2 separate regions of the Homo sapiens genome follow, and region 2 is linked to region 1. The links are chromatin loops, found by intact Hi-C in ENCODE. Cell type or tissue: mammary epithelial cell. All regions are shown on one strand. Each heading gives the region's core, and the rest is flanking DNA. Links, peaks and the distances in the headings are about the cores only.

Region 1 (16,795 bases), core at 4,058-12,057:
TTGGAGACTGCCCGTGAATTACCCTCATCTCCATCCACCCAGCTCCCACCAACTTAACTGCCCACGCGCCTACCCTTCTCCCCACCCCCGTCCTCAGCCTCCCCTGAGCTCAGTCTGTAAAGCACCTACTATCCCTAGACCTCCCCTTTACCCATGCATTCAGCTTTCCACCCTAACCTCCCCTATCTATTGCTCTCCTTGAGTCTTCCCTCTTCCCCCTGCTCCTTCCTCTCTGGAGTTTATCCCAGAAAACCTCCAGTCTGAAGTTTCCCCACTCATTAAATGTCTGATTAGGCCAAGGATTTAGGTCTTAGAGATTAATAATAATTGTTTTCTTAAAATGGAGGATACATTACTTTTAAACACTTATACAATTAATTGATTCGAATTTCTTGGAGGAAGTGTGTAATTGAAGGATCTGCAGTTTGTTTTGGTGGTAGACATTTGTGTGATGACTATTTTGGACTTAGGTAATGAAAGCTTAATTCTTTTTTTTTGGGAGAACCAGCAGAGCCTTGGCATAGTAGGGGTTGAGAAATCAGAGGGCTTGCATTTTGACTCTTTTCTGGGTACCAGAGATCTTTTGTTCAATGGCACACACTACATTATTAAAAAGTTGTTAATTAAATTTTTAAAGGAAAAATAGCCCCAAACTTGGCTATTCAAATAATATAAATATATATTGTAATGTAAATGAAGTAATGCAAAAAAAAAGAGTGAATGTTGCATAGTTTCACAAGTTTGATACATAACCTTCCCCACCTCAAGATTATCCTTTACACAGCTTATCTAGTGTTCCGGTAGAGAATGGACTGGAAAACATGTCTCAAACTAGAGAGTATTATTATATTTACTTCCTTTAAAAGCAAACACTTCTTCCACTAAAATCCTCAATACTATGATTTCATTGATTTTGTCAGTTTTGTTGAACTAATTCACCTAAAATATCTTCTGTACATCCTATTAACATTATGAAGCTTTTCAACAAGGCAAGTGAAAGGATCATTGCTCTGTAAAAAAGTTAAAATGGACTGCATGAAAAGAACTTTGACATCTTGGAACTACTTTGACATCTTTGAACTAATACTGAGTATATTGTAAGTAGTTCATCTTCTTGCTTTGAGAATATATTTATGCATCTTGCATAAATATATTTTTGCATCTCTGCAAACTTCTGATGTGTAAAAACTTCACTATTGACCACTTAACCAAAGCAGAATTCCTTGAGTGATTTAAGAACAATTTATTTTACTTCAGATATAAAATTTTTAATAGCACACTAAGGATGTTATATGAGCAGCTCTCTCCATATGATCTTCCACGAATGTCTGATGCTTTGTGAGCAACTCCGCAACAACCTACTACCTTTCACCCACTTCATAGCTAAATACTTTCATATACATTATTTTGTTGGATGGATTTCTCATAGCAGCCCTCTCAGGTAAGTCTTATTCCTCCCACACTTTATAAATGAAGAAACATAGGTCAGAGATGACTTGTCCAGGATCTCTTTGCCAAAAAATGTTAGAGCCAGGAGAGGGTACCCTTTAATTCTGGAATTTTTGTGCTTTTTGCTGTTGTTCAAGCTGTTCATTCAGGGGCTGTGCGTGTGTGAATTTGTCATGACTAATTGGATCTCATTAATCTGAAATGGAAGAGTCATGAAATGCAGATTTAGTTCTGAAATGAAAGTACACCTTCATGTGCAAATGGCTTTTCAAGAAAGAAGACTGCTTTAATAAGCAGCCTTAGCCAAAGGAATGAAAGATCAAATAGAAATGTAGGCTCAATGTGGTGGCTCACACCTGCTATCCCAGCACTTTGGGAGGCTGATACTGGAGGATTGCTTGAGACCAGGAGTTTGAGACCAGCCTGGCTAACTTAGCAAGACCCTGTCTCTACAAAAAAAACTTTTAAAAATTAGCTGGGCATGGTGGCTCAAACCCATAGTCTCAGCTACTCAGGAGGCTGAGGCAAGAGGATCACTTGAGCCCAGAAGTTTGAGGCTGCATTGAGCTATAATACGATCATGCTACCACATTCCAATCTGGACAACAGAGTGAGACCCTGTCTAAAAAAAAAAAAAAAAAAGAAAAGAAGCATAATCTAGGCATACCTTACTTATCCAGAATATTTGGAATAAGATTCTCTAGGTAAGTGAAATTTCAGATGATCAAAACTTAACCTTATAAATGATGGACCTTTACTTTTGTTTCTGTTGGAAATCTTTGGTATACTCCCTTAGCAAACAATATAGCAAACATAATGTAGGCTTTTATGAGCTCGAATTTGTTGTTTTGTAGATGTAGTTGTAGATACAGATCAGGGTTGTTAACTTGTGGTACTGGACACCTCCACATTTGAGAGGTCCTGTGAACTTCTCAAATTTTTATGATTGTATACCATTTTTGAGAGAGAGGGTCCATATTTTATATCTGCTACTCAGAGCAGTTCATGCTCTTTAAGTTAAAAAGCACTGATACAGATGATTAGGAACTAAATGGCCATTTACCCACACTACGCTGGGTTTCATAAGGGTAAACACTGGCTCTGTTTTGTTTTTACTCAGTCCTTACCACTTATTGGTGTTCAGTTCATAGTAGACAGGCAATACATATTTTTTGGATGAAGGATGCTAGGAAATATCTTGGAACATGCTGCAAATGTAAGGTGAGTTTTCACACCTGTTTTCTCCTGAAAGAATAAAATAGATATAACTTTTAGGATATTGTATCTTTCCACAGAATGATTATTAGTTCAAAGGAATGGAATGACCTTACAAGAATGTTTCTTATTGAAAGAAAGTTTTGCTCCCCTAAACTCTGTTGACTGGTCAGATTTGAAAATGAATTTGTTACCGTCATTGTTACCAATGTAATGGACTATGGGCTGCCTTCCTTTTAGTTTAACCCACATCTCAGAGCATTAGAGTAGAGAGGTATCTTAGAAGTCAGGTAATTTAGTCCTCTAATTTTTACAGATGAGGAAACTTAAGGGCCAAGAAGGGAATCAGCTTGCCAAGGACCACACAGGTACAGACCTGGGACATAGCCAGTATCCCCTGGCTCCCATTCTGATTTTATTTCTACCACATTCTGCTACCTTATTCTTTTTGTTTGTTCTTGCTAACCAAACCTAAATGAGAACGTACGCATTTTAACTACCCCCACATTTGGCTTTACTTATTGCTCCTTTCCAGGTCTTGCCAAGTATTTATTGAGTACACAATGGATGCCCTGTGTGTATACTGTGAAGGCTCTAAAATGAATGGACTGCCCCACTCCTAGGGCTGATTTATTGCAATGAACAAACAAACATATATAATATACCATTGGCTTCAAGAATTCTGAGATTCTTGAAGGCTCCATTGAAATGAAGGGGTGTGAGAGTGATGTGAGCACATGTAGGGGCGGTAATGAGTTGTGAGCACATGTAGGGGCGGTAATGAGTCTGAAAAAGGATATGAGAGAGGAAAGATTACCTTAGGGATTTTGATCAGGAGGCAATAGGAGGTAAAGTGTAGTGTTTGGAGACGTTTGAACCAAATGAATTTGGACCAAAAAAACCTTTTAGCAGGAGAAGTAACACAAGAAACATTTCTGGAAAATTAACTCAGCAACTACATACCAGTTGAATTGCTGCTACCTATGAAGATATTACAGTAACTGATGTGTGAGGTGATGATGGAAATAACGAATATATTTAGGAAGTGTCTTGAAGAAAGGATGAGTTTGGAGATACTGAGTAAGGAAGGACTTAAAGACAAGTTTTTTAATGTTGAGGACTACAGAAGTATTGCCTCATTGTCAGAAATAAGAAAGTTGGAAAAATAATCAGAAACGCCATCAAAGATTTGTGTTAGTTTGGCAGAGAAGATGGTGCATTATTGAGTAGGTTTAGGTGGCACTGAGTTATAGGTTGTGAGAGGTTGAAGACCTGAGGGCAAAGGAAGAGTAAAGTTATGGAGATAAAGATATGGGAGCAATTAGTCTGGAGTTGATTTTTAAAACAGAATGGAGGAGTCCTTCCAGAGAGTAGCACAGAATAGAAGCAAGGACTAAGCCTTGGAGGTGTGACATGGTGTAAATAATAGGAACTGGGAAAGAAGACATTAAAGAAGATTGGTCATAGAGGTTGGAGATGAAGTGAGAGAATTTGGTGGTACAATGTAAGGAGGCATTGAATCCTTGTAGAAAGATGAGATCAGTCGAATCAAATGGCCACAAAAATGGGAAGAGTAGAGTCAGAAGGGCTAATGATGAGAATCTAAAAAAATGTATTCATGACCGGGCACGGTGGCTCAAGCTTGTAATCCCAGCATTTTGGGAGGCCGAGGTGGGCGGATCACGAGGTCAGGAGATCGAGACCATCCTTGCTAACACGGTGAAACCCTGTCTCTACTAAAAACACAAAAAATTAGCCGGGCGTGGTGGTGGGCGCCTGTAGTCCCAGCTACTCAGGAGGCTGAGGCAGGAGAATGGCGTGAAGCCGGGAGGCAGAGCTTGCAGTGAGCTGAGATCACAGCACTGCACTCCAGCCTGGGCAACAGAGCAAGACTCCGTCTCAAAAAAAAAAAAAATGTATTCATATGACTAGAAAGAGGTCACTAATGTTGGTAGAGTAATTTTAGTAAAATGATTGGAGAAGGAAACATTGTAGCAAAATAAAGTGTGGGTGGTGAAGTGAAGTAGTAGATACATGCCATTTATTCAATCATTTGAGCTATGAAAAAGAGGAAATAAGAATTTTATTAATAGTACCTGTTGAGAACAAGTGAATGCTTTGTCCAACATAGTGGACCTTCAGTGTTATTGTAGAGTAATAAGACAGAATTCTCAGTAACTACTAGTAGAAGTTACTGGAGAAGTAGTCAGCCTTTCTGGAAAGTAGTATAGATGGATAGATAGATAGATAGATAGATAGATAGATAGATAGATAGATAGATAGATAGATGAGATAGATAGATGGAAACTTAAAGGGGTTCATACCCTTTTACCCTTCACTTCCAGGATTTTATTCTAAGGAAATAATCAGAAATACCATCAAAGATGTATGTAGAGAACTGTTCATTGAAACATTACTTATAACACTGAAAAATTGGAAAGAAATCAAGTTGTAGGGAATTACTACATTCAGATTATAGCTGTGTGTCGGGTTTTATACAGCTATTAAAAGTATTAATATCTTGGAAAGTATTTGTGACATAGCAAGATACAGTATTATCTGATTATGAAAAATGTATATGTTTTATGTAAGTATAGGAAAGGTCTGAAAAGAAATATTAATGCACCAAGTTGTTATCCCTAAGTGCTATGATTATGAGTGCTTTTATTTTTCTTCACATCTTTTTTTAACTTCCAAATTTTCTGTAATGAGCAAGTGTTACTTTTATCATTTAAAGTTTGTTTTACTAAAAGCTTTTTACATAACATGGTGTGTAACAACTTGGTGGTACAAAGGTTTTTACATAGTGAGACCCGATCTCTACAAAACAAATTTTTTTAATTAGCTAGACATGGTGGCATCTGCCTGTGGTCCCAACTACTCCAGAAGATGATACAGGAGGATCGCTTGAGCCCGGTTCAAAGTTACAGTGAGCTATGATCTCTCCACTGCCCTTTACCCTAGGTGACAAAGTGAGACCTTGTCTCTAAAAAAAAAAATAAGTTTTTTAGTTTTGATTTTAAAGATGGGGGAGATAACATTTGGCAGGAAAAAGGCAGTGGAAAATAAGGATAAGTTTGGTACGACATCCCTCAGCAGAGGGATTACTACTTAAGAATAAAGGAAGACTGGTATTTCTTCAAGCCTGCAGGGAAGGATGAGAAAACGGATATAGGGAGTCTGTTTCTGTCACAAAGCCCAGGTCAACAGCTAAGGCCTAGAGAGTTTCAGATAGACACTCTGGGGAGTGGGTTGTAATATTGATTCTCTGATTCCCAGAGAGTTGTCATATCTCCAGTCACATCACCTATGGTTTTCTCCAAGAGGACCTTGAAAGATTCTGAGAAAGAAAAAGCATCCCTACCTTTCCTCACTGTCTATCATGGGGTTGGAAAGGATATTTATGGAAAGGAGGGGACTACCAGGAGAGAAGCTGGTACTTCAACCAGCCTCACCCTGGCTGACCACTATAGCCTCCAGCTAGCAATGATATTTCTAAGGCACTGGTTTTCAGATTATGGGTCCCCCATAGCAGAAGTTTCACCATTACCTGGGCAATTGTTAGAAGTGCACATTCTCAGGTTCTGTCCATACTGACTGTATCAGTTGGGTCCAGTAATCTGTTTCACAGGGTCCCCCAGGTGATTTCGATAGATAAAAAAGTTAAGAACCTTTACTCTTAAGATTAGCCGTTTGCCACCCAGAGCCTTAGAGACAGCTGTGAGGCTTCATCTTAACTTCCTGCTAGGGCCCTGGAGACACAGAATTGGTCAGCCAGGGACAAGCTGTTAAGTCCAGCTAGAGGGTTAAAGGGCTGTTTTTCTTTTGGTTTGTATGTTTTTAATCGTGATCCACCAGAGGATGGAAAATTTCTGGCTTGGACGTCTGGTCAATATATTCTGTCTCTTTGAGAGAAAACGAAGGTCTTAGTAATGATATTAAAGTTTGTTTATGCTTTCATGTTGTTATAATTGCAAAATAAAAACCAAGACCACATCAAATACTTCAGACATTTTTTAGCGATAACTTTTTAAAATTTAAAATTTTATTTTATTTTATTTTTGAGAGAAGGTCTGGCATTATCGCCCAGGCTGAAGTGCAGTGGCATGATCTCAGCTCTCTGCAACCTCTGCCTCCAGGGCTCAAGCCACCCTTCTGCCTCAGCCTCCTGAGTAGCTGGGACCACAGGCACATGCCACTGCGCCCAGCTAGTTTTTGTATTTTTTGTAGAGGTGGGGTTTCACTATGTAGTGATAACATTTTTAAAAATATTTTTAAAGCAAGACCTCATCTTTAAAAAAATATATTTACATTAGTCTATTATTCTAATATCTATAATAAGATAATATGTGTGTATGTTTTAATCAGCATTTATACTGTAGGGAGGTAAAAGTTATTAGCATACAATATGAAGTTGTAGTAAGAAAAAGTTGGGAGATACAGTCTGATCTAGGTGAACCTCTCATGTCTCCAAGTCCTTACCCTCCATAACTACCTCAGTACCTCTCTCACATCAAATTCTACTTGTCTTCCCATTATTCATTCTGTTCTGGCCATACTGGCCTTCTCTTTATGGGCTCTAGAATCTTTTAGGGTCTTTGCATTTATAATTCTTTCTGTTTGGAATATTCTTCCACCAGATAGCTGCATAGCTAGCCCTTGCTTCCCTTCAAGAGTGACATTCTCACAGAGGACTTCCTAACTACTCTATGTAAAATTTCATACACAGCCCATTCCAAACACATACTTCATGTCCCCATTGTTTATTTTTTTCTCTCTGGCACTTAGTATCTAACATATGTATAACTTTCTCCCCAGTAGAATGCAAGTTCTATTGGCACAGATTTTTATCTTTTTTATATATTGCCTAAAACAATGCCTGGCACATAGGAAGTACTTTGTTGAATGAATTACTCCAACATACATCGATGTCACTGATAGTAGGTATACATGTTAGCATTTTTTGCTTTATTATTTCTCAAACTGAGCTAGCTGAGAGGCAGTTTGTCTTCTGTTCTCCTAAACTGCCTTTGTTCTATAATTAGGAGGAATGGGAAAGGACAGCTGTCTTAGGAAATAATTATTGATTCTTTTTCTGTTTAAAGAGCAGAGTCCTTCTAGCTTGCTGCCGGTTAACCTTGTTCCTTTTGTAAGTGCCTGCCAAAGGAGGAATGGGATAGCATTGTGTGAGATGGGGCCTTGTAGGTCACATTAAACCAGTGGTTCTCTGGGGAGATGAAAAAGTCCTGGAGATGGATAGTAGTAATAGTTGCACAGCAGTGTAAATGTACTTAATGCCACTGAATTGTACACTTAAAATAATTAAAATGGTAAATTTTATGTTATGTATATTTAACCACATCTTAGGGGAGAGAAAAGCCTAGGTTCTCAAAGTATAGTCCAGAACCAGCATAGCAGCATCACCTAGGAACTTGTTAGAAATGCGAATTCCCAGCCTCCATTCCAGAACTGTGGATGCAGAAACTGGAGGTAGACAGCCTCATGATTTGTGTTTTAACAAGGCATTCCTCTGATTCACACCAAACACTAAAACACTAAAATTTGAAGATCACAGGATTTAATAATTGTGTCTTAATCCTGAGTGCTATGAAAATCTATTGAAGAGTTTCATAGACTTTTCCCATGGCCTCATAACTGCATAATTAACTTTGTCAGAAATCCTGACCACATTAGGGGTAAAATTGAAAAGTGTTCTAGAAGTTTTATCAAAGTTAATGTTTTACATAATATTTCAAAAAAAAAATAAACTTAACAGTTAGAGAGCCTGCTGTGTTTCAAGCATCTTACCAGATGCTCCCATATTTGCTTTTCCATTTAACCCTCAAATCAACTTTGGTACAAGAAACACTGCATTATCCACATTTTAAATGAGGAAACAAGCTAAAAGCAGTTAATTTATCTCCTTTCCACTAGGTGGCACTGATGTTGTGTTTGCCAGATCCAGGCAAAGCTTTCTGGCATTTATAGCCCTAGAAAACAAAATAAATGAGGCCTTTTATGAAAAAGACTGTGTGCCAGGTAACCACAAATAGAGATTCCAACTTCTGGTGTGTCAAGAGTAAGGACCTCTGAAAATCCATTTTTACCCAAAAGCAATGATAACACTGCCAGAAGTTGGCAGAAGCAACTTTTCCAGAACTCTGGAAAATTACCAGGCATTTGTGACAATCTGAGGAGCATTTATCCAAAAAAAAAAGCCTGAAATCGTGGTAGGACAGCAAGTTTTGTGGAGTTTTAACTTGCTTTATTCCTGTCTTCTTTCAGCTTCACAATAGTCTTGAAAACCAACAGCCTCACAAATCACAGTTACTTTGAAAACCAGCAGCCTTGCAGGCACTGAAGAAGGCAGAATGGGTTTAAGAGTTTTCCAAAACTTCCAGCTGCAGAGAATTGTTACTATTTGACTTGTCTGACAGTTCGCTGGAAACCCCACTCACAGGGCTTATCTTTTTTCACCTGACTTGGAGTTTATTCACTGCAAACAGTGTTTTCCCTGGTGCATTTGTTGAAAATAATCAGCAGCACTTGTTTGACATAACATGGAGTGGGTAACAGCTGGGTCAAACAAGAAGCTGGGGAATGAGATGTCCATCCTGACATCTGGAAAGCTCTGACATATTTCTAGAATGTAATATGTGTAAGGTTGGACACATTTTCCAGGAAAAACCTGAGAGGTCTCTAAGCTCTCACCTCACATTTAGTCTCTGTCCGAGCACGAATGGAAGGTGTGTTAGGCCAGTCTCGCATTGCTAAAAAGAAATACCTACGACTAGGTAATTTATAAAGAAAAGCAGTTTAATTGGTTCATCGTTCTTCAGGCTGTACAGGAAACATGATACTGGCATTTGTCAAGTTTCTAGGGAGGCCTTAGGAAACTTACAATCATGGTGGAAGGCGAAGGGGGAGCTGGCATGTCACATGTCCAGAGCAAGAGCAAGAGAGATCAGGGAGGTGCCACACACTTTTAAACGACCAGATCTCATAAGAACTCACTATCACGAGGACAGCACCAAGAAGGATGGTGCTAAACTATTCATGAGAAATCCACCCCCATGATCCACTCACTTCCCACCAGGCCACACCTCCAACACTGGGGGTTACATTTCAACATGAGATTTGGGTGGGGGTACAGATCCAAACTATATCAGAAGGCTAAGGCAGTGTTGCAGACTGCCTGCCTGAGGGTAGAAGACATGCCCCAACATGCACACACAGCCCGTAGGCAAACACTTAATAAACTTAAAGGCATTTATTAGTCTCTCCAGTTACTAGCTGACCACTAAGATAACCAGACAGACCTCTGTGGCCAAACACACAAAGGATACAAGGAGAGACTATGAACAACTCTATGGCAAAAATTACATAAACCAGATGAAATGGACACACTTTTAGAAAAAGAAAAATTATCAAAACTAAGTCAAGAAAAAATAAAATATCTGAAAAGTCCTGTAACAGGAGATTGAACTAGTGATTTTAAAACTTCCTGCAAAGAAAAAGTCCAGGCCCAGATGGCTTCAATTGTGCATTCTACCAAACATTTAAAGAAAAAAATAGAATTAATCTTTCACAAATTCTTCCAAAATACAAAAGAGGAGGGATCACTTCCCAATACATTTGATGAGGCCACATTATCCTCATACCAAACCCCTCCCAAAAAAATCTCAAGAAAACTATAGACCCATATATATCCCTTAGGAATATTGATGCAGAAATCCTCAAGAACTGCTACAAAATGAATCCAGTGACATGAAAAATTATAGACTGATCAAGTGGGATGTATGCTAAAAATGTAAGGTTAGGACTCCTGACTCAACATCATTCACCATGTTAATAGAATAAAGGAAAAAAACACATAACCACATCAGTAAACACAGAAAAAGCATTTGACAAAATGCAACTCCTCTTCATTATAAAAACACTCAGAAACTATGAATAGAAAGGAACTTCCTCAACCTGATAAAGGGCATTAAATGAAAAACCCACAACTAACATCGGACTTAATGGTGAAAGGCTGAATGCGTTTCCCCCATGACATGACAAGGATGTCCATTTTCAACAGACATTTCTGTTCAACACTGTACTTACTGGAGGTTCTCGTTAGGGAATTTAGGCAGGAAAAACAATAAGTGGCAAAAGAAGTAAAACTATATTCCCAGATAACATGATCATGTATATAGAAAATCCTAAGGAATACACACACACATACCCTGTTAGACTAAATGTTGAACAGTTTTGCAGTATGCAAGATAAATGGGCAATAAATAATGCAAACATGAAGAAAATTCCATTTATAATAGCATCAAAAAGAATAACGAAGTTTAAAACGTACTCTGGAAATTGCAAAAACACTACTGAAAGAAATTAAAGAAGACCCAAATAAATGGAAAGACATCCCATGTTCATGGTTTGAGAGACTTAATATTTTTAAGATGGAAGAATTCCTCAAATTGATCTATGGATTCAACACAATCCCCAACAAAATCCCAGCTGGGGTCTTTGTAGAGATTGACAAGCTGATCCTCAAATTCATACAGAAATTTAGAAATTTAAGGGACCCTGAGTAGGCAAACTAATCTTTAAAAAGAAAAGCCAAGTTGGATGACTCATACTTCCTGATTAAAAACTTAACTACAAAGCTGTAATAATTAAGACAGTGTGGTGCTGGCATAAGGACAGACATTTAGATCGGTGGAATAGAATTGATAGTCCAGAAATATACTCTCATATTTACAGTCAATTGATTTTCTATATGGCGCTAAAACAACTCAGTGCGGAAAAGAACAGTCTTTTAAACAAGTGGTGCTGGGAGAACTGGATATTTACATGCCAAAGAATGAATTTGGATCCTTTTCACAGAAAGTATACTAGTATAACTCAAAATGGATCACAGACCTAAATGTTAGAGCTAAAACTATAAAATTCTTAGAATATAGGAGTAAATCTTTGTGATATCGTATATGGCACCAAAAGCTCAAGCAATAAAAGAAAAGATGGATAAACTGGACCTCACCCAAATTAAATTTTTTTGTACTTCAAAGGACATCATCAAGATAGTGAAAAGATACCCATGGAGTGGGAGACTATATTTGCAAAGTACATATCAGATAAGGAAAGAACTCTTACAACTCAAAAATGAAAAGACATAACCCTACTTAAAAAAAAATAGGCAGAGGACCTAAATAGATGTTTCTCCAGAGAAGATATGCAAATGGCCAATTAGTACATGAAAAGATCCTCATTATTACTCATTAGATAAATGTAACTTAAGACTACAATGAGATACCACTTCCTACCTACTGGGACAGTTATAATCAAAAAGAATAACAAATGTGGGTATGGATGTGAAGAAATTGGATCCCTCATATATGGAAATGTGAAATGTTACAGCCACTTGGAAAATGGTCTTGTAATTCCTTAAATGATTAAATGGAGAATTATATCACCCAGTTGTTTCACCCCTTAGTATATACCCCACAAATGAAAATACATGTTCCTCAAAAACTTGTACACAAATGTTTATAACAGTATTATTCATAATAGCCAAAAAGTGGAAACCACCCAAATGTCCATTAGTTGACTAATGTGTAAACAAACTCTGGTATAGTGGAATAAAATTTGTCAATAAAAAGGAATCAAGTGCTGACAAATGCTACAACATGGATGAACCTTGAAAATATAAGTAAAAGAAGACAGTCATAAAAGGCCACATGTTGTATGATTCCATTTATATAAAATGTCCAGAATATGTAAATCCATAGAGACTGTGACTTTTAGGGTTGGGGGAAGGAGGAAACAGGGAATGACTGCTAATGTATTCAGGATTTCTTTCTGGGGTGATGAATGTCTTCTGGAATTAGTGATCAATACACAACTTAGTGAATATATGAAAACCACCAAATTTCACACTTTAAAAGTGAGTTTTATGGTAGGGAATTATGTATCAATAAAAGTATTATTTTAAAAATCTTAACAACCATGAACATATTTTCATGAGAAATCCACAGTAGTGTCTTTTAAATTGTTATGTTCAAAAGATTTTTTTTTTTAACAGCAAGGGGGGAAAAGTAAGGAAATGATGCTTTTCACCATCATTGGGAAAACCGCCTCTGTAACCATATTTTACTCCTACTCCCTCTCTCACCTCCCCTTACTGCTCCAAACTCTGAGGCTGCAAGACACCCAAGTGGGAGTTTGGAACTTCCAAGGCACAGTCTTTTTATCTATTAGCAAATTCATTTTTAACCACAAAGGTCTGAGGGCACACTCTTACTGCATTCAATACAAGTCTTGGACATTCCATTTCTGTCATCTAGAGCATCATATAGTGGCAAAGCCCTAGTCAGATTTATCTCTGGTGCCTTTCCAGCTTTCATTTCTGTTCCACTGCTCCACATCCTAGGGACTCAGGGGCTCTTAGGTGTCTTCTGATTCTCAGGAGCCTGTACCAGACCTGGCCTCATCTGCACCACAATCCCAAGATCAGAATTACTCTCCTTTTCTCCCACCTGATCAAAACTATTTCTGGTTGTCTCTGCTTCTGATTTTAATTAATTAAAATTATTCATGCTAAAGCTGAAGGTAACAATTGCTAATCAAAACTAATGTCTTAAATGTATTTATTTTATGAAGGTATTTCCTAGCTTTGTTCACTGAAAAGGCAAAAACAGTGACAAACTGAAAAAAAATGAGCCCCCACTAAGGAGTCTCTAAAAACATTTCTTTAAAAGAACCAGAGCCCATTGGGAGGAATGTGTGATTCCAACTCGGGCAGAAAACATTTAAAATCAGTCTGGAATATCTTGTCAGAAAGAAAGCTATCAATGACCACTGATGATGTGTTGAAAGGACTCGGGAGCCAACTTAGAAGGGTTCCCAATGGGATTAAAAGGAACAACTGAAACAGTCTAGAGCACATCACATGTGTAAAAATGCAACGTAAGGAAGTGCAAGAAAACCAATTTGTTCATTTTAAAACTGGCAAATAAAGGGAAAGAATCCAGCATTTATTCCACATTTTCTGCACGGTTTATGCCTTAAGATAACCAAATAGTTAATGTGAAGGGGGAGAATACCACCATTTTGCAATCCCTAATGAAATGAATGGATCTAGGTAATAATCACCATTGTCTGCTAAAAAAAAAAGATAGATGAAAGGTTGATGGGGAACTTTCTAAAAGGTGAATCAGACTGATAGCATGTACTGAACAATCTTAATATGAAAAGAGACAAAATTGGCATATGCCTATTGATGTGGCATAATAAGACAGACACAATACCACCTATGACATTCTTGCTAAAAGATCTAATCTAAATCTTTCAAGCCTCAAAAATCTGTTTACAAGGAATAGAGGAGTTTGGAGAATATGTTGGGCAACACCATGGGGGTGTGATAAGCAAAATCTAAAATTGAGGGACACTATAGGACTAAAGACTGGTTTCTTTAACAAATAAATTATTTTAAAAAGTAAGAGGGGAGACCTATAGATTTAAAGAAACTCAGGAAGCATCAGCCATATTCAGTTTGTGCACCTATTTTGAATAAGCCAACTGCAAAAAAAAATGAGCCTATCAGAAATTTCATCTTAATAGGATTTGATCATAATATACTGATAATAAGGAACATTTAAAAATTATATTAGTATTTCAGATATGATTTTGAAATACATACTGAAGTATTTGTGGATGAACTAATATAATATTTGGGATTTGCTTTAAAACAATCTAGTAAGGGGTAGATAGTAGATGGAGTTTAGGTTAAACGATATTTTTAAAATTTTTTAAGTTCAGGGCTACATGTGCAGGTTTGTTATATAGGTAAACTTATGTCACAGAGGTTTGCTGTACAGTTTATTTTGTCACCCAGGCACTAAGCCTAGCACCCATTAGTTATCTTTTCTGATCCTCTCCTCCCTACCACCCACAACCCTCAGGTAGGCCCCAATGTTTGTTGTTCCCTTCTGTTTGTCCATGTGTTCTCATTATTTAGCTCCCACTTATTAATGAGAACATGCAGTATTTGGTTTTCTGTTCCTGTGTTAGTTTGCTAAGGATAATGAATGACCTCCAGCTCCATCAGTGTTCCTACAGAGGACATGCTCTCATTCTTTTTTTATGGCCGTGTAGTATTCCATGGTGTATATGTACCACATTTTCTTATTTTATTTATTTATTTTTTGAGACACAGTCTCACTCTTGCCCAGGTTGGAGTGCACTGTCATGATCTAGGCTCACTGCGACCTTCGGCTCCGGGGTTCAAGTGAGCAATTCTCATGCCTCAGCTACCCAAGTAGCTGGGATTACAGGCATGCACCACTGGGCCCAGCCTAAAGAAAAGACCACATTTTCTTTATCCAGTCTGCCATTGATGGACATTTAGGTTGATTCATGTCTTTACTGTTGTGAATAGTGCTGCAGTGAACATACACATTCATGTGTCTTCATGATAGAACATTTATATTCCTTTGGAGATATACCCAGTAATGGCATTGCTGGGTCTAATGGTAGTTCTGTTTTTAGGTCTTTGAGGAATCGCCATACTTCTTTCCACAATGGTTGAACTAATTTATACTCCCATCAACAGCATCTAAGTGTTCCTTTTTCTCTGAAACCTCACCACAGCATCCCTTATTTTTTGACTTTTTAATAGCCATTCTGGCCAGGCACGGTGGCTCATGCCTGTAATCCCAGCACTTTGGGAGGCTGAGGCAGTCGGATCACCTGAGGTCAGGAGTTCAAGACCAGCCTGGCCAACATGGTAAAACCCCGTCTCTACTAAAAATACAGAAATTAGGCGGGTGTGGTGGCAGACGCCTGTAATCCCAGCTACTCGGAAGGCTGAAGCAGGAGAATCGCTTGTACCTGGGAGGTGGAGGTTGCAGTGAGCTGAGACCACACCATTGCACTCCAGCCTGGGCAACAAGAGCAAAACTAAATAGCAAAGGCTTGGAACCAACCCAAATGCCCATCAGCGATAGAGTGGATAAAGAAAATGTAGCCCATATAACCATGGAATACTATGCAGCCATAAAAAGGATGAGTTCATGTCCCTTGCAGGGACATGGATGAAGCTGGAAACCATCATTCTCAGCAAACTAACACAGGAACAGAAAACCAAACACTGCATGTTCTCACTCTTAAGTGGGAGCTAAACAATGAGAACACATGGACACAGGGAGCGGAACATCATGCACCAGGGCCTGTCAGGGGGTGGGGGTTTAGGGGAGGGATAGCACTGGGAGAAATAGCTAATGTAGATGACGAGTTGATGGGTGCAGCAAACCACCATAGCATGTGTATACCTATGTAACAAACCTGCATGTTCTGCACATGTATCCTAGAACTTAAATAAATAGATAAATGAAAAAGACTGAGAATGGCCGGGCATGGTGGCTCACACCTGTAATCCCAGCACTTTGGGAGGCCGAGGCAGGCGGATCACCTAAGGTCAGGAGTTTGAGACTAGCCTGACCAACATGGAGAAACCCCGTCTATACTAAAAATACAAAAAAATTAGCTGGGCATGGTGGCAGGCGCCTGTATTCCCAGCTACGTGGGAGGCTGAGGCAGGAGAATCACTTGAACCTGGGAGACAGAGGTTGCGGTGAGCCGAGATCGCGCCACTGCACTCCAGCCTGGGCACCAAGAGCGAAACTCCATCTCAAAACAAAAAAAAAAAGACTGAGAATATCGTTACTATATAGAGATGTTCATTGGGGAGAAAGTCAATAGAGTCTTGAATATTCTCGTGATGTGCAGAATAATTGTGTAGAGATTATTTTAAATCATAAATACATCTTATATCTTAATATCTTAAATATGTTTTGTTTTCCATATATACTTAAGATATTTCTATGAAAATGTCTTATCCTAATATTTGCCAGCAAGAGTCTTGTGTAACCTTTTGAAAGTTGAGTAATAACTGTAATGCTGCTTTGCTTATTTTTCATAAAACAGTGATTTTCTTTAATATATCTGAAAATGCATTTTTCATTTATTTTTTCTTATTATTATATGTATATATCAAGTGTGGCATTTGAGAGTCTGTTGATAAAATTTACAAAAGTAGAATTACAATTTTATGTTAATGATGAAAGAATGACTTATAATATTC
Region 2 (16,795 bases), core at 4,512-12,511, 540 kb after region 1:
GAACAGGAGACTGGGGAGATGGGGAAGGAGGATCCTGCCAGGGTTGGGGAAGAGGAGGGAGGAGAGCAAAGGGGACTGGACTATCTAAAAACGGATACTTTGAGTGTGGACGAGTGTCCGGTGATTTTTATGCTGTTGCTGCAGGCTCCCCTCTCCTACCTTGGGCCAAGCCTGCTGTCCCTCTCCTGTGTCCTTGCCAGCTCAAAGTTCTTATGATTTCTAAACCAAAGCTGGAAGCCTTCTGAGCATCTCCTACATTCCAGGCATATGAACCTTCTCACATATCTGTGAGGTATTATCTCTTACAGTATTATCCCTAGTTCCAGATAAGGAAAAGGAGACTGAAGGAGGTTGGATGACTTTTTTGTCCAAGGTCACACAGAGATAGGCTAGATGGTAGGACTGCAAAGCTTGAGGTCTTTCCCAGCTCCATCCCACCCCCTGGGTGGGAAGCTGGGCGAACACGAAAGTCAACCATCAGCAGCCTCCTCTGCCCCCTGGTTCTTTCCCTTTCTCCATGGGGATGGGGGATACTCACACTACCCACGGCTGGGCCCTGACCACACCCTGACCACTCCTAGCACTGACCACTTCCAGGAATTAGTACCCATGTTGAACACACTGCGAGAAAGCTCTGCTTAACATTCCCAAATTCCAGCCAGACAGCTTGTGTAGTGCTTTCCTGGTCCTCTACACTGTGGAGAGCTGAGGTCCCACTTCCCTGCCTCCCTGGAGGTGTGGGCTCACATTTAGAGATGGCTCGGAGCATGCTTCCTCGCACTGCCCCTCACCCACTCTCCCTCACAGTTGTAGAGGCTAATACCCTCAGGGAACCATTGTGGACCCCAGAGATGGGCATGGACTGGCAGGGACGGGTCTGGTGTCTGTCTGTGCTAAGCAGTTGGGAATCAGCTTGTGGCTGGTAATCTGGGGGTAAGGCAGTGTGTGAAGACAGGGAAAGAGGAGGAGATTCTGTACCTGGAAATTGGGGATGGGGTTGGCTATGGGGAGCCAGGCAGCCCTGGGGTTCTCCTGGTAGCGAAATGGGCCATTGAAAGCCTGGGAGATAGCACTGAGGTTGAAGGCGCAGACAGCAGAAGCCGCGATGCTGTTTCTGAAAGGCAAGAAGTGGTGGCACAGGGCCCTCCCTGTAAGACCTGGCACCCTCCTCATAAACCCCACAGCCAGCTGTCATGTCCAATTCCCAAGGCTCTGTAAGCATCTATGATGTGTCTGGCACATGGGGGGATCTCAAAGGGAGGAGATGTGGTCCTCACATTCTGTAAACCCCCTGGGAACGACCCACTGACAAGAGGCACTGGTGAATCCTTCTGTGCTACTGCCTCCCTCCCTCCCTCCCTTATTCGGGGGCGCTGAAATACAGTGGCTTTCAAACATTGTAGTCCATGGACCGTGGTAAGAGATATATTTTACCCTACAACTCAGTATAATATGCACACATCCATAAAGAAGTTTTATGAACTTACCCTTACTAAATATGTTAACACTCTGATATTTTATTCCATTCTATTCTGATTTATTTATTTACAAAAGCTGATTACCAAACCACTGAGTTATGCCATAGCCTGCCACACCCTGAGTTCAGATGACCCAGGAGACCCTTTCAGTCACAGAAGCATGTTTCCATGAATCTTACATGAACAGCTCACAGAGAGGAAACCACCATACCAAACGCCTCCAGTTATATTCTTCGCATTTAGTTCTTCTCCCAAATGTGTCCATTTCTCTCCACCTCTGCCTGGTTTCAGCCCCCCTCTAGTCCCCTGAATGCTGCATTGTCCTCCTGGTGGTCTGCCTGCAGCCTGTCTAGTATCCTAATCCATTCTCCACATGGCAGCCAGAGTGGTGAGCGTTTCAAAATGCACCTCCGAGCTGGTCGCTGGACTGCTTCAAACCTGTCAATAATTTCTCCTTGCTCTTACAATAAAGATTAAAGCAGTCTGCAATGTCCTTTGGGACATACCCTCCCTGCCCTACCCCTTCACCCTCCTTCCTGTCTTTCTTCTCCTCACCCTTAAATGTCTTGCCACACTGATCTCTGCTCAGCTCCTGAAACATTTCTTCCCACCTCAAACCTCTGCACATATTCCCTCAGGCTGGAATGCTCCTCTCCCTTAGTTTATTCCTATTCATCTTATAGATGTCACTTCCTACAGGAAGCTTTCCCTGATCACCACTCCTCTATACTGTTAGAGGCTTTTCTGCACACTGCCCTTTCCCTTTGTAGCATTTCTCATGATTAAAATTTGTTGTTTAATATCCATCACCCTGTTTAAGCTTTTAAAGGCTGAACCATGTCTGCTTTTGTGACGCCGCACCCCTACCAGGACAGGCACCTGCATGGAGAAGGCATGCAATCAATACACTATTTAGAATCCACACTGATGGCGTCAGTTTCGATGCCTCTCCACCTACTCCTGACTCTCGTTTCGGTCCACCCCCTCACACTGTCTTTCCTATAGCTAGCCTGGCCCTCATCCAGTGCCTGCTATCTGGGGCCCAAAGTGAGCAAACACCACTCCATGCCTTATAGGCTTCTGGTGTTCCTACAAAGCACACTGTGCAGCCAGTGCCTTCCTTGGTCTCGGTGCCCACCCATCACTGTCTATATCAGGGTGTCCAATCTTTTGGCTTCCCTGGACCACATTGGAAGAAGAGTAGTCTTGGGCCACACATAAAATACACTAAACACTAACGATAGCTGATGAGAAAAAAAAAAATATTGCCAGCTGGGCGTGGTGGCTCACACCTGTAATCCCAGCACTTTGGGAGGCCAAGGCAGGCAGATCACGAGGTCAGGAGATTGAGACCATCCTGGCTAACACAGTGAAACCCCATCTCTACTAAAAATACAAAAAATTAGCCAGGCATGGTGCCACGTGCCTGTAGTCCCAGCTACTCTGGAGGCTGAGAGTCAGGAGAATCGCTTGAACCCAGGAGGCAGAGGTTGCAGTGAGCCGAGATTGCCCCACTGCGCTCCAGCCTGGGCGACAGAGCAAGACTCCGTCTCAAACAAAAAGAAAAAAGAAAAAAAAAGAAAAAGAAAAAAAGTATCGTAAAGTTTTCAGAAAGTTTACACATTTGTGTTGGGCCTCATTCAAAGCTGTCCAGGGCCACATGCAGCCCAAAGGCTTTGGGCTGGACAAGCTTGGTCTATAGGAAAGTCACCTGTTTGGGTTAGCCTCTTACACAGAGGGAGGGGGTGGGAGGAGGGTCCCATGATCTGTGAGGGTTACTCGTCCTCACACCTAGGAAGCAAAAGGGGCTGCCATTCCCAGCCTGGTTTTCCAGCACAGTCTAGATGGGAGGTGATGGCAGGGTTACCAGAAGACTGCTGGTTAGATTGAGCAGAATCACATAGTCCTGAGGTTGGAAGGGACCTTAGTGAATTCCTGTTGAGCCTCCCTGTGGCTATTGCTGCCTGCTCCCCTCCCCTACATGGCTATATCCCCTCATCCAAGGCAGGCTTTTCCACCTTCATCACCAGCATGTTCCTCCTTCATGCAGCCTAAGGCAGATTTATTTGCTTTATTCATCTCTGGCCTAGGCTTGCCCTTCCCAGCAACCCAGAACACGAGCTTACCGCTCCAGAAGCAGTAAGTCACAAAATCCTCAGATGACCCCCGGCAGGAGGCACGGCAGTCCCCATTTTATAGATGAAGCCCACCAGGCCATGAGGCCAGGCCAGCTCCTGACATCACAGGCAAGGGGCTGGCAGAGGGCAGGACTCACACGTTGGTTGTGAAAACTCCATAGATGAGGTCCTGCTCCGGCAAGTGGAAGGCACTCTGCAGCTCGTTATAGTAGAAGGGGACCTCGCCCGGGCGGGAGCAGTTGAGCCGGGCCTTCATGAATGTGGTCCATGTGTCCTCCAGCAGGAATCGGCCCCCCACGTCATTCTTGCACACGCGGGCCACGCGAGAGTACACGGTGCGTCCACAGTCGTGCTCCACTGCGTTCTCCCGCAGGAAGAAGTATGCAAACAGCCCAATATCATAGGCTGCCACGAAGTTTGGCTCTGGGTGGGCAGAAGAGGAACAAGGGGCAGGGCAGGCCAGCGGGGAAGAAGATGGCAGAGTCGGGAGGACTCAACTACTTCGGTTTTCCCAGATGGGCATCCTGACATCCTTCTCTCTGCAATCTTGGTGACCTGGGGGCCCTAACTAACTCTCTTCCCACTTCCAATACCAAGGGCAGCTGTAATATTAAACATGTGTTACCGCCCACCTCTCACTGGGTGCCAGACACCATCCTAAGTACTTTATGTGGATTAATCCAGTCCTTCAACATATGAGGTAAATCCTATGATTATCCCCATATTACAGATACAACATTGTGGCACAGAGAGGTTAAGTACTTGCTCAAGGACACACAGCTATTTAGGTTGGTTCAAAAGTAATCGCAATTTTCACCATCACTTTTAATGGCAAAAACTGCAATTACTTTTGCGCCAACCTAATAGTTAGTGAGGAAGCAGGGGTTCAACCCCAAGGGCTAGGAAACTCATATGGCCCTTTCCATACCCTCCCTCTCTTTCTTTTTTAAGAGGCTGGCTCTTGCTCTTTCACCCAGGCTGGAGTTCAGGGATGCGATCATAGCTCACTGCAGTCTCAAACTCCTAGGCTCAGGGCATCCTATCACCTCAGTCTCCTGAGTAGGTAGGAATACAGGCATGCATCACCACGCCTGGCTGATTTATTTTTTATTTTTATTTTTAGAGACAGGGTCTTGCTATGTTGCCCACGCTGGTCTCCAACTCCTGGCCTCAAGAGATGTTCCTGCCTCAGCCTCCCAAAGTGTTGGGATTACAGGCATGAGCCACTATACCTGGCCCCGTAATTTTTTCTTATCCATAACTTGTTTTCCTAAACAATTCCTAATTATCTCCGTCTCTCCTAATAGCCCACCCTCCATCTGTTCTGTGGCCTCGGGACATCACCTGTGATTTCGTCTGGGGCCCATCTCTAGCATGCTCTGGTCTACTCTGCCCTACTCTGGACCTCTTCCTTGATGAGGCAAGTGGGAGCACTTGCAGAGGTTGGCAGGAAGGAGGATGAATGGGGGGCTCAGGGTGGGCTGGTGGGCTCAAAACCAGGGGAGTCCCCACCCCTGGCACTGGGGCCTCCTTACCATTAAGCCACTTGGAGTTATATTGGGCAGTGCGAAGCGGTGGCCCACTGCCCAGGCTGCGGTAGATGGCAGGGTCCCGACCTGAGAAGTCGATGACCGTGGCTGCATAGAGCTCCCCCTGGGAGGAGATGACAGCTGTGGAGTTGTGGCGTGGGTCATAGGGGCAGCGGGCCACACCATTGATCTTCTCAATAGTCCGGCTGAGGTTCCCCACCTGGGGACAATGGGGAGAAGGGGACACTTTTCCCTGAGGCCCTGGGGCTGCCTGTTCTTTCCATCTGAGTTTTGTTTCCTCCTGTGCCCCAGTCTCTCTGGGCCTCTCCCCTCCTCCAGCGTCATCTCACTGCTCAGCTCATGGTCCCTCTGAGGGAGCAGCCCTCAGTGAGGGAGAGGTCCTCCCAGTAGCTCCATCTGCCTCCAGCCCCAGTCAGGACCCTCCAAGGTAAGGCTGACCAACAAAATACAGAAGGCCCAGCTCAATTTGAATTTCAGACGAACAGGGAGTAAATTTTTAGTATAAGTTTGTCCCAGACACTTCATGGGACACATTTATGCTAAAATATCACTTATTGTTTATCTGAACTCCAAATCTAACTGGGTGTCCTTTTGTTTCTGTTTTGGGTGTCTGTTTGCAAAATTTGGTAACCCCCCTTCAAGGCTGTGTGCCTAGGCAGGAGAACCCCCGGCATGGTGCCCCCTTCAGTCTCCTCCACCCTGAGGTGCCCACCTGTCTGCTGGTGCACATGGGGGAAAAGGCATTGGTTCCACACATGAACACCTTCCGGCCGGCGACGATCAGGACTCGCACGTAGTTCTGACACTCCTCCTGAGGCAGGAAGGAAAGGAGCAGACAGCACAGCTCTCCAGGTGCGATGCTGGATATCTCACGCTCACACCACTGCGTCATGGATGCCAACAAGTATTCTAAACACTCCCCTTGACCCCAGATCCACCTGTCCCGACGTCCGGGTCACGTCTGTGGACGTCCCCTCCCACCAAGGTCATTTCTCCGCATCACTGCTCACTCAGATGCTCAGGACCAGCTCGCCACAGGGCTGTTATCCTCACCTGCCCAAGGAGCCCCAGCTCATCCTGGCCAGGCCTCTCTAGCAGGGGACCTCAGTCCACACAGTGCTGCTCCATCCCCACAACCACAGGCCTCCTTCCAGCTCCAGGTGGGGCCCCTGGACCGCCGAGACCACGTACCTCAGTCTTCCCTTTGCTTTGGCAGGAGCGGCGCGTGTCCTCACTGGAGGCCCACTCTGTGGCCTGGGGGAGGAACATAGGAGCACACAGACATCACATGGCTGTGTCATTTACTGCCACTCACTGGCAGAGCAGGCAGCAGCCAGTGTCGGGAGTGGACATGAAGCTGTGAAGGAGGGCTGGTCTGCAGGGTGAGGGCTCCTCTCACTACATCCACATGGACGTGGGAGGGCTCCCAATCTCCTTACCCAGAGGTCTTTCACAGGTGGGCACCCTCAGCCCAACACCCCACTGCCTGCTTGTGTCAGAGGAGGCCTGGAGGAACAGCTTCTGAATCTTTCATCATCCCCACGCAGATCTGCCCTCGGAGTCAGCCAGGGAGCTGGAAGTGGCCGAAGGACCTTCAATCCCACCCCAGGCCCTGGGTGGGGAATGCGCCTATTCTGTGCCAGATGGCCCTCAACTCAGCGGCAGGCAGGAAGGGAGAAAAGATTTGGCAAACCCTGAATGTAAGAGATTTAATTTTCTGTTGACAACTCTGGGCTTTTTCCTTAACAGATGGGGAAAACCAAGGTTCTGTGTGACCTAAGCAAGTCACACAGAACCTCGTGTAGAGCAGGGACTGGAACCCACATTTCTGATTCCAAAGGTTATGTGTGTTCCCACAGTCTTAAGGGCTAGGACTTCCCCTTTCCTAATTGCTCTCCTCCCTCCCACCCCCACTGTCTGCACTTTCCTCCCAGCTTCCCTGGTAGCATCACTCATGCTCTGCCGTGGGGTAATGTGTCTGGGGACACAGCTTTCATGTGGGGACCTGCAGGACAGTGCCATGTTCTCACATGCCCATGGCATTAGGAGAGGGCTGTCCCCAACCCAGGATCTCTTCTTCCCCTTCATCTATTCTGCCTCTACTCTCTCTGAACAGCAGCTGAAGGGAGGCGTGATGCCCTCCACGTCCAGGCAATGTCAACAGCCCTGGCGTGGCTCATTATATATTTCTGGGTCACGTGTATAAACATGAACTGCCTATCTGTCCTGGGAGAGGGAGCCCTGAGAAAGCAGCTCTGTCTTCCAAATGGGGAGGGGAAAAAAAAGAGCCCACCTGCTTTTAATTTCTAACAAGGCTGTTTCTAGCCATGAAGTCACTGCCTGCAGAGCCCCAGAGGCCGCAGTGTGGGAGGGGAGGCAGGGGGCCGGGAGAGCGAGCAGCAGACCTCTCTCTGCTTTCCAGCCCACAGCCAACCTGCCCTGGTGATGGCTGCTTTGTGAGGCAGAGGGAGGCTGACTCCTGCACACCCTGGATTCAGGAGATGAGTGACAAGTTTGGAGCCCAGGCTTCTGTGTCTCCCAGACCTTGGAGAAGAGCAAAGGACCCTGAATCTGGCCACAGAGCCACGGTGTTCATCTGGACAGAAACAACCGAGCACTGTCATACTCAGGACCCATCAACTCCCAGGCTGAGCCTGATATGAGAGAAGAGAGGGCCATAAATAAGAAATCTCAGGGCTTCTGGGGACAGAAAAGAGCAACGAGCCACAAACATTGCAGTTGTGCAGGCCAAAAGCCCCGGACGGTGGGCGGCTCTGCGAGGACCGCATGAGCAAAGGGTCCTCGAGTCTCTGAGCAGAGGAGCACACCAAAGGGGTCAGCCTTGATTCCATTGAAGAGGGGGCTGTACCATAAGAGGAGTTAAAGTTACGCTGAATTCAACAGTGGGACAGGCACTGTGCCAGGGACTTGACACACTTTTTCTCTTTGATCCTCACAGAAAACAGTGAAACACATAGCCTTTTGCTTGTTTTACAGGGAAGAACACTAAAGTCCAGAGAGGTGGAGCAAGTTGCCCAAGGTCACACAGCTAGTAAACGAGAAACCCAAGATGACTCCAGACAATTGACACCAGAACTAAGCTCTTTCTGCTACATCCTGCAGCCTCTCACAGTGAATAGATTTCTCTAACCAAAAGTTAGGCCATATGCCCCCAAAAAAGTATATAGGTTTATAGAGAGAACAGCACAGAATGGCTTTTTTGAGACCATTTATTTATTTTTAATTTATTTCAAAAATTATTTTTATCAAATTAGTGATGCACAGAGTTTAAAAAGTTAAATAGTATTAAAATGTATTAATTAAAACTCCGACGACCCACTCCTCCCATAGCCCACCCCTTTTCCCAAGGACAACCACCTTCACCTCTTTTAGTTGTTTCTCTGTTTTTTAAAATCGATTTCTAAAAAATATGTATCAATCTCAGTCTTCATCTTTTGAATTCCTGTTACAGAGGTGAAGATTTTTCCCACTTACCCACCACCGTTCTTCCCCGCACCAAAGCACACGTAACATTTCCCATCTCCCCATCCTCCCATTATAATGACAGTTTTAATTAAAATCAACATTGGTATTTACAGCCAGTACCCCAGATTTCACTGAATATATGGCACCATCAACTTGTAATATGAACCACTGAGAAACAAAATTGCTGCCAATCAAATGCTCTTATTAGTTAAAATTTTAACGTATACATATTGAAAGTGCTCTTATTCAGACATATGTTTTATCATATATCAATCTTGGCATACAAAAAAATACGCAAAATTGAGTATCCTTAAACCTTTGAATTCAGTGTTCATCTCTTCTGAATCACTTTTTAGAGTTGTCAGTGCTCATTTTTGCTGTTTGTCTGTTTAGAGAATCATTCTTTGAACTACCTAGGTGTCAGTGTTGCAATAATTCTTAAAGGACTCTGATCTCCACAATTTTCTTCCATGCCATTGACATCATCCTGCAAGTCTGGATGCTTATAGAATGAGCACGATACCAAAAGATGCCTACAGGTTTTCTGACACACCAGGACTCACATTCTTCCCTCATGTGATCCTAAAATGGTTTGTGGACTGAAACGTCGAGGGGTTGCTGTTGTCTGGTCAGAACACCAGAAAAAATGACTAAGTTCATACCTGCACAGGCATGACAACATCAAGACTGCACCTGGCTGAATGTGACTGTCAGATGTCTTTAACTGAAAGACACGTCCCAACTTCAGACTCATTAAAATGTGAAAACATGTGCATGTGAGTGAGAATCAATGAAATATTCGTATTCTGATAAGGTTTCCCTTTTTTGAACAATGTTTTGGTTTTCTTGGACTGAATAATTGTCTTGATTGTCTCCATTTGCTTGTTTTGCATGGAACTATCACCAATTTTCCCCAAATGTCCAACAGGTCTTACACATCCCTCTCAATATGATTTTTTTTTTTTTTTTTTTTTTTTTTTGGAGAGAAGGTCTTGCTCTGTCCCCCAGGCTGGAGTACAGTGACACAATCATGGCTCACTGCGGCCTCAACCTCCTGGGTGTTAGTCCAAACTGCACCATTTTAAGCTTCCCCACTATTTTGCAACCCTTGGTCAAAGTGAAACATTTCCCAGGCATTCGGGCTGTGAGAAACATCCTTCTTAATCACCTGACCACAAGGTAGACAAAGGCCCAACTAAAGAAATATCCCTATCATATCTCGCTGGGCAAAGGTCCAAGGAACACTATGATGACATCCCACGGGAATAAGGGCCAGAACTGCCTCATCATGGGAACATCTTATCAATATCCCGCTGGGCAGCAAGCCATACTGCCCAGACCCCTCCCACCCATACCTATAAGTACCCCTAGCCTGTAAGCAGTGGTGGGCTCTGGCATTAGGCTAGTTTCCCACTTGTATAGGTTTATGCTGGACATAGAGCCTGCATTTGCTGTTGAGCCACCCTCTTGCTGTGTGTGTGTCTTTCTTTAACCTTCACCTTCCCTTCAAAACCTAACACTGAGCTCAGGTGATCCTCTTGCCTCAGCCTTCCAAGTAGCTGGGAACACAAGTGCACACCACCACACTTGGCTAGTTTTTAAAATTATCTGTACACACAGGGTCTTGCTGTGTTGCCCAGACTTGTCTTATACTCTTGGTCTCAAGTCATCTGCTCCCCTCGGCCTCCCAAAGTGCTGGGATTCTAGGTGTAAGCCACCATGCCTGGGCTCAATATGATTTTCTTACTGCATGCACAAATGATTCAGATAATCTGTGAGTTCCCATCCTCTTCCTCATCCCCCAACCTCCATCTTCCTGCCTAGTGTTCTGGCTGCTCTCGAGGCCTCCTGCTTGACTGTTAGCCTGGGGCTTACCTTCTTTCCTCTCCTGCTTTCCGAATCGCATGTTTCCCTCTTTCTTGATTTATTCGCTTATTTTGGTGGAACACATCTCCAGTATCTTCCTAGGAAAAGGAACATGGTAGATCAATTTTTCAAATTCTTGCATGTCTGATTTATTCTCTCTTCATACTTGATTGGTAGTTTTGATACCAAATTCTAGGTTGAAAATAATTTTCACTTGGAATTTTAAAGGCATTTATTCCTCCATTGTCTTCTAGGTTCCAGCATTGCTATTGAGGACTCTGATGACATTTTCTTTTTCTTTTTTTCTTTAGGCTCTGGAAACTTTTAGGATCTTCTCCTTAATAACAGTGTCCTGAATTTCACACTGATGTGCCTTAGGACGGGTCTTTTTTGGGAACTCAGTCAACCTTTTAGCATTGAAGACTCATTCTCTGTTTTGGCAAATTTTCTTACGTTAGTTCATCCTTAATTTCTTCCTCATCTTTTCCTCTGTTCTCTTTTTGGAACTCTTAATATTCCAATCCACTGTTGGCCTTTGTGCATTGATCCTCTAGTTTTCTGATATTTCTCTCCTATGTTTCATTTCTTTTTTGTTGTTCTGGTAGGTTTTTCTTCAACATTATTTTCTAATCCTTCAATTCAATGTTTATTTTCCCAATCACATTTTAAATTTCCATATTTTAAGTTTATTGTTTTATAAACAAAATATTTTGTATCTCTCAGAAGATACTAATTGGTTGTTTATCATTAATTGAATTTTTTTTTCTTTGAGACAGACTTTTGCTCTGTTGCCCAGGCTGGAGTGCAGTGGCATGATCTCTGCTCACTGCAACCTTTGCCACCCAGGTTCAAGTGATTCTCCTGCCTCGGCCTCCCGAGTAGCTGGGATTACAGGTGCGCGCCACCACACCCGGCTAATTTTGTACTTTTAGTAGAGACAGAGTTTCACCATGCTGGCCAGGCTGGTCTCGAACTCCTGGTCTCAGGTGATCCACCCGCCTCGGCCTCCCAAAGTGCTGGGATTACAGGCGTGAGCCACCGTGCCCGGCCCAAAAATTTTGTTTTTATAGAAGTAGCCCAGCTAATTGATTGTAATACCTAAAGAATTAAAGGATCTAGAAAAAGATCATCACTGATTACTAACATCAAAAGAGAGAAAATCAGACACTGTGTACCTCCTAAAGAAAGGACACAAGAACACCTATGAAGTAATCTTGCCAGAATCTAAATTGAATGAAGTTTTTAGCTCTAACAATCAATGTACAGGTGATACAGGGAAGAGAGCAACATGTTCAGTCATGCCACCTGCATTACAATCAGCAAAATCCAGGCTGTGGGAAACTCTATAGGACAAGTGACGAGGTTTCTTCAATAAAAAATTGCACAATAAAAAATTGCACAGAGAGAAATATTGTTTTAAAGAGACATATCAACAAATTGCAGCATATTTGAATCCTGATTCAAATAACCAAAATTATTTTAAAATTTTATAAGACAAGTAGGGAAATGTAAACATTAACTGGACATTTAGTGATATGAAGTTATTAACTTTGGGCCACTTAAATAAAAAGAATCCCAGCCTGGTATGGTGGCTTATACCTGTAATCCGAGCACTTTGGGAGGCTGAGGCAGCAGGACAGCTTGAGGCCAAGAGTTGGAGGCTGCAGTGAGTAATGATTGTGCCACTAGCCTTAGTGACAGAGTCAGACCCACCTCAAAAAAAAAAAAAAAGAATCCCTATTTTTTAGAAATGTATACTGAAATATTTATGGATGTTATGATATGTCTGAGATTTGCTTCAGGACAGGGACGTGGGGGGATGTATGTAAATGAAAGATGATTGACCTTGAGCTGATAATTGTTAAAGTGCTATTGAGTACACGGGGTTCATGTACAATTCTCTTTGCTTTTGTGTGTGTATGAAATTACGTGATAAAAAAAAGCATCTTTGTTTGTTTGCTTTAAGAGTAAAGTACTAAGCAGCTCACTGGGAACTCCATGGGAGGTCTCATAGAGACTGGTGGGCTTCTTGTAGGGTGCTGGGTGAGGAGCCTTTTTCACTGGGAGGCCCTCTATGTCATATTCTAAAAGTCTGGTCTCTGTAGTCATTGAGTTTTTCCAGCAAAGACTCCCTTAGTCTCCTGCCTGGAAGTGGGGCTGGGGGAGCAGGGGGTGGGAGGAGGAAGTAGACTTTCGTCTGATCACACCCCATCAGTGCCCTTTAGGAGTCTCTGAATATGGAGACTTTCTAGTTGAATCTTTGGAGAAAGGGTCTTGATTCCTTTATTGGAGGGAGGGAGAAGATGGAAGAAAGGATTGCTGTTCAGGATGGGACAGGAGACCTGGGTCCCAACCCTTTAATTTAGAGAATGTCAATCAATCCTTCCTTTCATCCTTGTACCTCATCCTCACATCATACAATATGGGACACCCAATTCTGGGGCCCTTCTGAGGAGTCAGCTGCCTGTCCACTGCATCCCTTCTGCAAGCCGACCTGCTCTATCCACTTTTTTTTCTTTTTCTTTCTTTCTTTTTTTTTTTTTTTTTTTTTTTTGACAGATTCTCGCTTTGTTGCCCAGGCTGGGGTGCAGTGGCGTGATACCTGCTCACTGCAACCTCCGCCTCTTGGGTTCATGTGATTCCCGAGTAGCCTCAGCCTCCTGAGTAGCTGGGATTACAGGTACCCACCACCATGCCCAGCTAATTTTTGTATTTTTGTAGAGATGGGGTTTCACCACGTTGGCCAGGCTGGTCTTGAACTTCTGACCTCAGGTGATCCGCCTGCCTTGGGCTCCCAAAGTGCTGGGAATACAGGAGTGAGCCACTGTGCCCAGCCTCTATCCGCTTTCCATTGCCCCAGAATGCATAATCTCTTCTTCACTGACATCTTTTTCATTCTCTCTGTTGTTGTGAATGTGCACCCTTTAAAATTTCTCACTCTTTTTAGTGGAGTTTTGTGAAGGGGTGGAGAGAGACGTGTCTGATCAATCTGGAACACAGAGTGCTTTAAACAAGGGCTGTCCCAGAAATTCCAGGATGATCTCTAGTAACAGTAGCTGTGTGGTTTTCACGCTGTGAGAGGAAGCAGGCGACACCCAGGGACGTGGATCATCTCCATGAAAACTCAGCAACTCCCACGGACACTTGGGGGCCAGGGACAATGGCTGAATGTCAACGCATCTTTGGAGCATTAAGTCCACTGCTCTGTGGAGTTTCAACTTCAAACCACTCCAGGGCTGCCAGATTTGAGCTTGGAGGACGTGGAGATAAACTGGAAGAGAGCTCAGGCATTGCCCTCCATGTCTGCCCAGGCCCGAACAAAGCCCCATTATGCGTCCTGATGCATATGTGCAGAACAGTCCTCGTTTCTGCCTCGCAGGATATCTGGCAAACCAAGATCATAAATCTGTTGCAATTAGGCCTCCAGCCAGGTCGTCCCATGGAACTGTTCTGGCAAAGGTCGCTCACGAGCTCCTAATTGCCAACTCCAAGACAGCTCATCATGCTGGTCCTCTCAGCAGCCCGGGGATGCTGTCAATCACTAGCCTCCTTTTCTTTCCCAGTACCAGTTTATTAAGTTACACTGATAAATAACCACACAGGTGAGCTGATTTGATTTCCCCCACTCCTCCACCTCCAACACACACACTGCCCCATCTGCTCCTAGCTGCACCTCTTCCCTACTTCAGAGCTTGGAGGATTGGGAAGGAGCTGGGCATTCGATTTTCTTTAAGGAAGAGTGGTTTACATAAATTGTTTAATAGGGGTTAGGTACTTGGAAGTCCCTTAATGGATACTCGTTTGCAAAAACTGTTTACATTTAGATTTTTCTTTACGTAATGTTAATTATTTAAACTATCAATAAAGCATTGAGTTTTAAGTTTGCTTAAATCATGCCCTGGGGCCAAGTGGGAGAATCAGTTGGCTCCATAATGGGGAGTTTTAACCCAAGTGTAGCCCCAGGCCACAGGGAGAGTAGAGGAAGCTGGGCGGGGGCACCCTGGCCCAGCCGCCCTTGTCAGCAAAGTGGTACAGATCATTTTCAGCACTTGGTTACTGGTGACAGCAGACACTGAGAACTGAAAGCTTATAACCAGGGACCCAAAGCTCCCGGAGAGGGCACTGGCAGGGCAACCCCTGAAGTTAGGCTTTGAGAGTTACAAGTCAGGGCTTCCTCACCAGGCCAGACAACAGACAGGAGGACCGGGCACTGAAGACCAGAGGCCAAGGTCTGCTCCAGGGGACACTGGATGGCACACCCCAACCTCTTGCTTGTTCTCTCCCCTCTGTGGACAGATGGTACACACCAGAGTGGGAACGTGGACATAAAATGTATTTATTCCCTTAGTTCTGTCACAGTGAATCCAGTCTGAAATCCTGAGGTCAGGCCCCTAAGAGACATGCTGGGAAAGGTGGTCAACCAGTTCCTGGTGCTTTGGGGGCTTGTCTGTAGGGCCCTTCAGGGAATGCCGTTGGAGCTGAGACCCTGCTCCAAGCCTGAGCTATGGGCTGCCATAAGCTACCTGCCCCAGGCTGACACCAGGTCAACACTGACCTGGATGAACCAAACCCCAGAACTCAGTCATCAAGCGCAGTCTTAACAGCATTGCTTTTATTTCTGTGTATCTATTTCTCTTCCTCCCTTCAGCCACATTACACTCCTAGAAGGCCTTCATCTGCACACCACAGGAACCAAATAAAAACCCAGCTGCCTGGAGCTCAGGGTGGGACCCCTGGGTCCACTTCCTCCCGCCCACTTTGAACCTCCTCTGCACTGGCTTCCCCCAGGCCCTGACCTGCTGGGTTTGGCAACTTGGCTTACTTTCCGGCCAATGGAAACTAGGCTCTGGACTGGCTGCCTGTGACTGAGCTCACAGGCCACAAGATGCTGCTTCTGGGGAACTTCCCCTGCCTTGCTCCAGCCCAGATCCCAGGAATATGCTGCACAGCCCCTCAAGGGAATCGTATGTGATCCCTTATGTGCATATTCCTTGCGGCAAGGTACTGGGCCTGATTCACTTTAGAACTCAAATGCCTTGTACCATGCCTAGGATGAGACCTGGCCTTTAGTGGTTATTCAACAAATGTTTATTGGATGGGTGGATGGATGGATGGATGGATGGATGGGCAGGCTGGCTAGTAAAGGTATGGATAGAAGGACAGATGGACAGACAAATGGATGAATGGCATTTTCTTTCAACTTGCCCTAGTTCCTCCCAACCCTTCCCTTCCAATGGGCACAGATTTTCTGCTTCCTTATACCTCCCCTCTAGCAACCAGCCAAGAACTGCAATGTCCCTGGGTGTGTGGACCCAGGTGTGGCCAGAATGTCATACCAGCTCCCCAAGAAGGTCTCCCTTGTGGCAGTGAAACTCTATACCAAACAGCCCAGCAAATGATTAAGTTCTAACTTCTGATTAGGTTAGTCACTCATCATGTTTTCCTGAAGGCCAGAGACTCTGCATTTCTTATAGTCTCGTGGCCCCCTAGCCATGAGTTCTGGTACACAGTAAGTGCTCAATGAATGCTTAATCATTGGGAGACTAGAACATGTCTCCTAGACATGAGAATTGAGGCTCTCCCCTCATTGAAGAAGAGATGGCCTTCCTTTCTCTACAATATTCAGCCTCTGCAAAGATGGTTTGACATCTGTTTCTCAATCTGGGATAAATGTTCTGGACCAAGGAGTCCCATTAAAACGCCTCTCAGAGCACTTAGGGAATTATGCTTGGGAAGTCCTTCTTGGCAGCAGATAATAAATCAATCACAGCTCAAAGAAAATGCTGAGTTAGAATGGGATCATTCAGACTGGGCTAGGAAAGGAACTAGGAACACCCTTTCCGTGGAGGCCTGAACTCAGAGACCCTCCTGTGGAGCCAGGTCTGGGGACTTACAATAACCAACCAACCCAGTTTGCCCAGTATTGTCCCAGTTTTTGCACTGGAAGTTCTGCATTCTCAGTCCCAAACAGGGACAGTTGGTCACCCCAGCCTGGCATTCTTTTTCTCCCTTCCTCATTAGCAGCCTCGCTGCATGATGCAAGAGCCTTGTGTGCCTCTGCGTATATGTGAGCCACACCCTCCCTCCACGTACATTGCGGGCAGTGACTCTGATAGCTGGGGTCTGAGTCCATGGCCAGTGAAAAGAACAAGTGGCTCCTGTTTTCAACTTTAGGGGCTGAATTCTGAATGGCGCCACTTGCGTTGCCCTGCCTTGGGCTCTGGAATAGGGGAAATTATAGGAAGGGAAGGGAAGAAAGCAATCGTACCTGAAGAAG

Evidence for each region. Peaks named below come from ENCODE experiments on the same cell type or tissue, not always from the same donor. Only the 100,000 strongest peaks of a DNase experiment are listed, where the experiment ranks them.
Region 2: a loop joins it to region 1, with 4 times the contacts of the local background. A loop is called at or near these places in 3 of 110 quality-filtered maps.

Annotation. Positions count from the first base shown.
Region 1 is chr3:122,384,484-122,401,278 of GRCh38, forward strand. All of the region lies in intron 1 of FAM162A (family with sequence similarity 162 member A), which reads left to right. Among named protein-coding and RNA genes, the nearest start is that of FAM162A, 8.7 kb to the left of the region's middle. RefSeq lists an enhancer at 1-10. In mammary epithelial cell, for the core only: a CTCF peak has its summit at 8,608 (motif pointing right); no DNase peak of the experiment used is centred there; H3K27ac peaks cover 391 bases.
Region 2 is chr3:122,922,639-122,939,433 of GRCh38, forward strand. It overlaps SEMA5B (semaphorin 5B), which reads right to left. Exons shown (of 23, transcript NM_001031702.4): 5 at 16,787-16,795; 6 at 6,358-6,420; 7 at 5,879-5,977; 8 at 5,152-5,365; 9 at 3,754-4,039; 10 at 979-1,114. Among named protein-coding and RNA genes, the nearest start is that of LINC02035, 45 kb to the left of the region's middle. RefSeq lists an enhancer at 3,882-4,382. In mammary epithelial cell, for the core only: no CTCF peak of the experiment used is centred there; DNase peaks (open chromatin) are centred at 7,073, 9,233, 9,753 and 11,823; H3K27ac peaks cover 4,420 bases.